Regions from separate parts of the Mus musculus genome. Here region 2 is linked to region 1. The links are chromatin contacts, found by Hi-C or POLR2A ChIA-PET in ENCODE. All regions are on one chromosome and are shown on one strand. The core of a region is the stretch at or near the end of the contact, and the rest is flanking DNA. Distances in the headings are between cores, read along the strand shown. Region 1 holds the start of Tra2b (transformer 2 beta). Region 2 holds the start of Tbccd1 (TBCC domain containing 1).

The links. A loop is a pair of places that touch in the nucleus more often than their neighbours do. ChIA-PET counts read pairs that join two places held with the same protein, here RNA polymerase II (POLR2A).
Region 2: a loop to region 1 is called in a map of heart, with 4 times the contacts of the local background. The contact joins the promoter of Tbccd1 here to the promoter of Tra2b in region 1. A Hi-C loop is called at or near these places in 1 of 37 maps with a recorded cell type or tissue (heart). POLR2A ChIA-PET finds 5 or more read pairs at or near these places in 1 of 5 experiments (embryonic stem cell).

Annotation. Positions count from the first base shown.
Region 1 is chr16:22,263,627-22,267,413 of GRCm38, reverse strand. It overlaps Tra2b (transformer 2 beta), which reads left to right and starts at 1,409. Exons shown (of 9, transcript NM_009186.5): 1 at 1,409-1,673. The coding sequence starts at 1,638.
Region 2 is chr16:22,855,176-22,859,301 of GRCm38, reverse strand. It overlaps Tbccd1 (TBCC domain containing 1), which reads left to right and starts at 1,633. Exons shown (of 8, transcript NM_001081368.2): 1 at 1,633-1,957. It overlaps Dnajb11 (DnaJ heat shock protein family (Hsp40) member B11), which reads right to left and starts at 1,457. Exons shown (of 10, transcript NM_001190804.1): 1 at 1,193-1,457. The coding sequence starts at 1,260.

The sequences.
Region 1 (3,787 bases), core at 160-2,659:
TATTCATTGAAACTGCGAGTGTTGGATCATCCTGTAGCTCAGAATATTCACGGAAGCTATGTGACTGTCGCTGGGCAGTAGTGCATGCCTTTAATCTCAGCACTTGGGAGGCAGAGGCAGGTTGATTTCTGAGTTCAAGGTCAGCCTGGTCTACAGAGTGAGTTCCAGGACAGCCAGGGCTACACAGAGAAATCCTATCTCGAAAAACCAAAAAAAAAAAAAAAAAAAAAAAAACCAAACCAAACCAAACAAGAAGACTGTCAAAATGGTATTCATCTCAAGAACTCATTTGGCATGGTTTTCTATAGATATCTTCAGTGTTCTTTCATGCTATCCTTAGAGGCTAGAGGGCAGGCGGCTTCTCCCAAACAGAAATCCATTACTACAGGCCCGTTTCTCTTGAATTATTTTCTGTTTTGTGTCACTTTTTGAAGGGGGCCCGCTCATGTAGCCCAGGTTGGCCTTAAACAGCTAACTGTCCTTGGGCTCACCTCTCATGCTGCGATTACAAGGATTACAAGTGTGCACCACCCTGCCTGGCTTTCCTTTCTCCATTTCTTTCTTTCCTTTCCATTTCCCCAGGTGGGAGTCAGGGTGGGGAATGAGACCAGGTTTCTCTGTGTAATCCTGACTGTCCTGGAACTCGCTTTGTATATTCGGCTTACCTGGAACTCACAGAGATCCGCCTTAAAGGCGTGTATTACCACACCAGGCCATAGGATTGATAGTTCATAACTATAATCCCAGGATTTGGGAGGCTGACCCAGAAGGGTTAATACATTCCTAACATCAGCCTAGGCTATATAACATACACGGTGGGTTCAAGGTCAACCCAGGCAACACAATGAGGCTTTGTCTCAAACCTCAATTTGTTTGTTTGCTTTGAGCTAGGGTTTCTCCGTGTAGACCAAGCTGTCCCCAAACTCAGGGATCTGCTTGTCTCTGCCTCTTTAGTGCTGGGATTAAAGGCATGCACCATTAATGCCCGGTTTAAATTGCGAGAGTTTTAAATGGAGGTTTTATTTAGGAAGGAAAGCTCTAGAATTAAGTCTAAATAAACGGGAGGTGAGAATCCAGTGTGTGGCTGTGTTCTCTCCTAGATCATGAGAGAACAAAAGGAGAGGAAACTAGTGAGACAGAACAAAGGCATGGAGGAATGTACAACCATCTCTTCTCTTCTTCCACCCAGGACGGTTCTCTAGAAGGTTCCAGAAACGAGTGTGGCAAGGCTACGGACATCACGGTGTCCCGAGGAGACCACAACAGACGCCCAAAGGCAGGCGCACACTTTCCCGCCACGCTGTGGCCGGGTACTAGGGGAGGGGAGGGGCAGGGCGGTAAGGTAGACGTCACGTCCGGTTTGGGAAGCGCCCCTGCAGGAGAAAGCGGTTGGAAGGCGCGTCGAAGTGGGAGGGGCCAGGAAAGCGCGCCTTCGGGGGAGTGGGTGGGACCAGGTTAAAGAGCGTGGCGTCACATCCGGCAGTGTTAGACCGGTGCGGAGGTGGTGCGGAGCGTGTCGGCTTCGAGCTCCTCGCAAAAGTGTGGCGTCGCGCTAGGCTGCGGCGGAGCCTCTGTAAGGAAGGCGGGAGCTTGACAGCTTCAGGAAAGGCCCGTAGCGGTGACAGCGACCCGGAGTCATGAGCGACAGCGGCGAGCAGAACTACGGCGAGCGGGTAAGCGCGGAGTTGCGCGGGCGGCCGCGGTCCCCACCCTGCTACTTCTTCTAGGCCTCTCGGCCCGGTGCAGCCGGGTGTCGGGAGCCTGACGTGCGGAGGGAGCCGGGGCGCCGGAGGGCCTGGTGGCCGGCGCTTCTCGTCGGAGGGAGGCCGCGGGCGGGCTGTGTGCCTCGCACCCGCCACGACCGTTTTTTTTTTTTTTCCTTTCCCCCCGTTACGGGGCGGGGGGAGGCTAAAGATGGCCGCGGCGTCCGTCGGCGTTGGGGGATGGGAACGGTATCTTCTTTCGCCGTTGCTCTCCTGCGAAGCCGCGCCGCAGCCATCTTGGGCTCGCGGGCCGGGCGCGCTGCCAGAGGCACAAAATGGCGGAGCCGCCGCTCCCTGCAGCCAGGCTTTGCCGCCTCGCCACCCGGGGTCCAAGGGTGAAGCGGAGAAAAGCCACGTGTGGCCGGGAGCCTATGGGGACTGACTGATGCTTTTCGGTTGATGGAGGGCCTCCTGGTCCCGGTAAGGGACAGCTAGCTGTAGGGGGCTCTTGGAGCATCTGGAGACGGAAACGGCTGAGGGGGATTGGGGGCCCCGTTAGTTGGAGGGCTTTGTGCTACAGCGTTTCTCCCATTGTTGAGAGCTTACTGGAATAGAACGCAAGGTCGTTAGGCGTTGTTGTATAGAGCCTCCCTACCCCTGGGGGGACTTGGGAAGGAGAAACCATTGGCGACAATTGATGGCGCTATTAAACTCTGAAGTCGACGGGATTTTATTTTTAAGCTTCCACCTCCCAGAGGGTGAAAATCGGTAGAGGTTGATTAGATTGTATACAATGGGCCTGGACTAGACCCAGCCCCAAAGCTGAACAAATGAGGCGCATGTGGCGTGGCTGTAGAGTTTAGATTAAAAACTGTCACGTGAAGATGCGGAAGTCCAGGGCTCAGTGAACAGGTAATTGCAGTTTGGAAACGGCTTACAAGCATCATAAGAATGGCTGTTTTGCCCTTCCTGTACTAACGTTTTTATTTTCGCAAAAAGTTCACAGGAACACTTAACCACTAGTTCACAGTTTATTTTTTTGGTTAGTAAACTCTAAAAGGCCTTTGACGGTTTGGTAGAGAGCATTCTTGGACTTCCATGGTGAACTTGAACCCAAAAAGAGTAATTTGAACGGATGTAATCTTTTATATACGGAGATGAGTCCCTAAGACAATTTAAAGTTCAGTGTCAACCAGTGCGTGCCTTTTACCTAAGGAAAGAAAGCGATGGGGGAGTGGGACAGAATGTTGTTTTTCTGATAATGGAGAATGGGACCTAGTCTCAGTGATGGGCAAGCCCCTACTACTAAACTACATCCCAACTTGTAAGTTCGTATTGTTTGAGCTCCTAATTTCACCCACATGTACCTTACGATGTTGAGCCTGCCTTCCGAAGTTGAAGTTAGTCTGTTTAGAATTAAAAGCAAATAGTTTTTTGTTGTTGCTTTGGGACTAAATAGGTATGCATCATCATACCTGTGGAAATTTTTCCTAGTATTAGCTGTGGGTCACATTACTCAAGGGAGAAAAAAAGCAATTGAATGAAAGTGGGTACCATTTTGAAAGAGCTGAGAAATTGTTACTCCTGTTAGAGGTTTGGTTTTTTTGTTTTTAGTAAGATGCACCTTCTGGTGATTTTCAATATTTGAGGTAGAGTTACTCTATGTCCCTGTCTTGGAACTTAGCTCTGTAGACCAGGCTAGTCTCAACCCCAGGCGTTTGCCTGCCTCTGCCTCCCTAATGCTGTGGTTTAAGGTGTGAATCAACACATCCTGCTGACCTGACTACTTAATTGGAAATAATTGGGGGGAAAAAGTACTAAAAATCGACTTTCTGATTTATTTCTAAACTTGAAAGTTGTGTAATACTTAAACTCAAATTTTTTGTTTTTAGAGACTTTGTTGTAGCTCTGCCTGTATTGTATTTACCTCAAATATTGAGGTAAACTCAAATTATGTATACCAGGCTGGCTGGCTTCAAACTCATGAGATTCTCCTGCCTCTGGTTTCTGAGTACTGAGGTTAAAAACTCCTGGAGGTGTGTGCACGATCCCCTTTTTGGGCCATGTGTACAATTTTGAGCTAC
Region 2 (4,126 bases), core at 384-2,883, 590 kb before region 1:
CTCCGTGGCTTAATCAAACAAGAACAAAACAATAAAGTGTATGTAAGAAATGTCAACTTTGAGAAATTTAAAGTATGTCACAAAGAAGAAATGATAAGATTAAAGCAAACAAAACAAAACAAAATAAAGAAAATAACTTTAAAAGCTATGCTAAGCAGTGAGTTTCCCATTATGAACAACCTATAAATTGTCAAAATCTGACATCTATGAGCTTTTGGTGTGTTTTTATTTTTGCAGTTATGTATATATTTGAAATAGCATGTGATATAGGCCAGGCAAATCTGGAACTCAGTCGATAGCTGAAAATGACCTTGAGTTCTGACCCACCTATTTTCATCAGCCCAAAGAAGGGATTGAGGGTGAAGGCATTCTAGAACACAAGTCCAACATACCATATCCTAAGTCACCACATCTATAGGGTCGTGCATGCATTTAAATGCTGGGAGAAACTTTAAGCCTGCTCTTTCTCCCTGAAAGTTGGCACAGTTATCCCTGATTTCAGGAACTTGACACAGTTCCTTCAAGCTTGTAGGATTCCTAAGAGTGGCATGAGACTAGAATCCCAGTTTTTATCGCCTGTTAGAGAACTGTTGTCACTCAGACCATCCAGCTCAGGAAGGAACCATGGTGAGAGGCAGCGAGGCAAGAAGACAGTTCAGGTTCGTTAGCCCAAGAAGGTGGGAAGTACAAGGTCTCTCTAAAGTGTCTTGCTGCTCTCTCAAGCCAACTTTCTTCAGTCTGAGCTTGGCTTCCTTTCTTGCTCTCCTCATTTGACATGGCATCATGGCCCACCCACTTTAGTGTCAGCCTTTTGGAGGCTTGTTGCAAACTGGGTAACCCACAGTCCCACTCTGGAACTCAGACGTCAAGGACGTATCTATAATCTCAACCCCAGCTTGACACTCGCTTCCTTCATTTCCATCAAGAGCCTCATCCCTCAGACGTCCGCCTCCCTTCTTCTGCTCACAGCCACTTAACTCCCTCCAATCCCCAAACGTGGTATTTGGCTCTGCAACCAACCCCCGCTCTTCCTGGGGGAAACCTGGCCCTGCACCGCCAGCCTGGCCCACACTACCCCCTTGTCCCTCGACCCGGCAGTGCCCCTCCCTCACTCCTCGATGTCACCCGCGTCCTTCTCAGCAAGGGCCGCCCCTCGGCCTCTTGCTGCACGCGCGGGAGCCCCCTTCCTCACCCGGCGATCACAGTCCCGATGAGGTACAGCAGCAACAGGCAGAAGGTGCTCAGGTTCTGCGGGGCCATGGCGTCCCCTGGTCCTACCCTCTCAGCCTCCGGTGCCGCTGCGTCGGCTGACCAGCCCTTCCGGCCCAGGGAGGCCGCCTCACGCCGGGGTCTCTCTCTTGCCCGGCCGCGGAGACAGGTAGCGCGCCCCTTCCTCAGCTGCCACCTTCCGGGAGCCCCAGAGCCGGCGAGCAGCCAGGCGTGGGCCAATCGCCGCCGGGGACATCACACGCGGCCGCCACTCCGCAGCCAATCAGCGCGGTACACTTCACCTCCGAGGCGGCGCGGGAAGCCAATCAGACAGCAGAACAGCCGTCGTGTCCGCCGGCCAATGGGAAGAGAAAACGTCAGAGGTTCGCGCCGCCCGGAAGCGGCTGAGAACCGGAGAGAGTTAGGAGCCGAGAAAGAGCGCGCTGCTGTAGGAAACCCGAATGTCCACCAATCGCGAGGCTCCTTCCCGATTCCGACCAATTGCTTGAGAGAGGTCTTACTACCAGTCTGGAAGCTACGCCATGTGCACACGTGACTTGCGAGCGCTCACCGAAGTGCAACCCCAGGAGGTGTCAAAGTACGTGGGGCGTCTTGCCTGGGGATAGGCTCTCCCAGTACTAACTTATTACAGTCTCGCTACCGTGGAAAAGAGGGACCTGGTACCTTGTAGAGACGCCGCCATAGAGACCGACTTAAGTTAAGATTCGGCTTCCAGCACTCCGTAGCGGTGAGGCAGCCCCATCTCCACCCCACTTTCGAACCTGTTTTCTACAGAACTAAGGCAAAGCGTTCTCTGGCAGTGTTGGGAATTAATTAAACTTTTTTTTTTCCTGCAAGTTTCCTAGCAGAATTGCACACAGCAAGCATGCAATCAATAAAAGGCACTAGAGCTTGTTCATCGGTTGCTCTTTTCTCCAGTTTTGTTTACCTCAGACAACTAGTTGTTTAGGACAGCTTCTCAGCTTAGCTTCCTGCATAACCTATTCAGATTTTTATCAGTGAACCGTAATGTGTGCTTGTCCACTATAGCTCCACCTCTGAGTCATAATTATCTCCTGCTTGCAAAGGTCTCATAACCGATCTCCCTGCCTCCAAACTTCATATCTTGATACACTATTTTAAAGTTCCTCTGCTCTCCACCCTATGATTGTGTGCACTCGGGAGCGCACTAGGGAACCTGGAGATCACAGATTAGACTAGGCTGGTGGACCCAGGAGCTCGAGAACCGTCTCTGTCTCTTGAGTGCTGGGAATCCAGGACGTTGTTGTTGCAGTTGCTACAATGGGCGGAATTCAAGACCCCCTGTTTGTATGGCAAGTAAGTGGCAAGCTTTATGGACTGAACTATCCCCAGCGCACTCCCGCTTTTTAAAAACTATGTCAAATCATCCTCTCCTGCTTAAAACCTTTAGTGGCTTTTCATTGCACTCAAAGTAAAAGGCCAAGTCTATGGTAACTTACAAAGCTGTCTAATTTAATGATATATATCCTCACCTATTAAATATCGTAGCATGTTCCAGAATAATCAACTCCCTTCCTTTTAAAAATGTTTCATTGTGTATAGTCATTGTATATGGTACTTTCTTGTATAGTCAAACTGTATAATGTATATATTTTTACCTTTTTCTCTCTGTGCTGTTATTCCTTTTGTTTCTCTAGGTGATTTGGCATTGCCATATACACATATGTGATTTTAAGTACCTATATAAAATCTAGGAGCCACACATTGAGATAAAACATGTATTTGTTTCTCTGAGACAAGATAGTCATCTAGACAAGATAGTTATCTCCAGTTATATCCATTTTCCTGTATACAACAAAATTGCATTCCTAAATTTTTGCTTGTGAGCCTAACCTTTAATGGTTAAGCCATCTTTTGTATCCTATAGCTGCATTTTCTATGGTTTGGAAGAAAACATTGTACATAAGCCACATTTTCTTTATTCTCTTGTTGAACTCCTAAGTCCATCCTGTAAGTTAGCTATTGTGAATAGTGCTGGAACAAACATTGATGTTTTGCCAAAACCTCAATGAGAAAGAAAAAGGTTTATTTTGATGTTCATGGGTGCTGTGATGGTTTGTATAGCCTTGGACCAGGGAGTGGCACCATCTGAAGGTGTGGCCTTGTTGGAATAGGTGTGACTTGGTTGGAATGGGTGTGTCATTGTGGGTGTGGGTATAAGATCCTCACTCTAGTTGCCTGGAAGTCAGTCTTCCACTAGCAGCCTTTGGATGAAGACGTAGAACTCTCAGCTCTGCCTGCACCATGCCTGCCTGGATACTGCCATGCTCCCACCTTGATGATAATGGACTGAACCTCTGAACCTGTAAGCCAGCCCCAATTAAATGTTGTTTTTATAAGACTTGCCTTGGTCATGGTGTCTGTTCACAGCAGTAAAACCCTGACTAAGACAGGTGCTTTGCCTACATGTAACCTAGTGAGTGCATGCCTTTTTGCTCAAAAAGGCCAGAAGAGGATGGAGAATCCCTTGGAATTGAAGTTGATGAGTTAGTGTGTGTTCTATAGTTCCTCTCGAGGAGGTTTCTAGTTTTAGTCTATTGATGACAGATTACATAATGAGATTATTTCATTTTTCCTGTGTTTGTTAAGGCTTGCTTTGTGTGTTGTTATGTGCTGCATCTTACATGTTCTATGAGATATTGAGAAGACTGGGGGTGTTTGTAGATGGTCTGGTAGGTCTATGTGATGTAGGATGCTGTTGAATTCTGCTGTTTATTTGTTGTCAGGATAGCCTGTGTACTGACAAGAGTGGGGTCTTTAACTCTTCCATTATTGTGCTAGAGCTAATCTGTGTCCACATCTATTCTCTGTCTTTCTTTTATAGAATATTTACTTTTTAAAAGTTTATTTTTATTTTATGTGCATTGGTATTTTG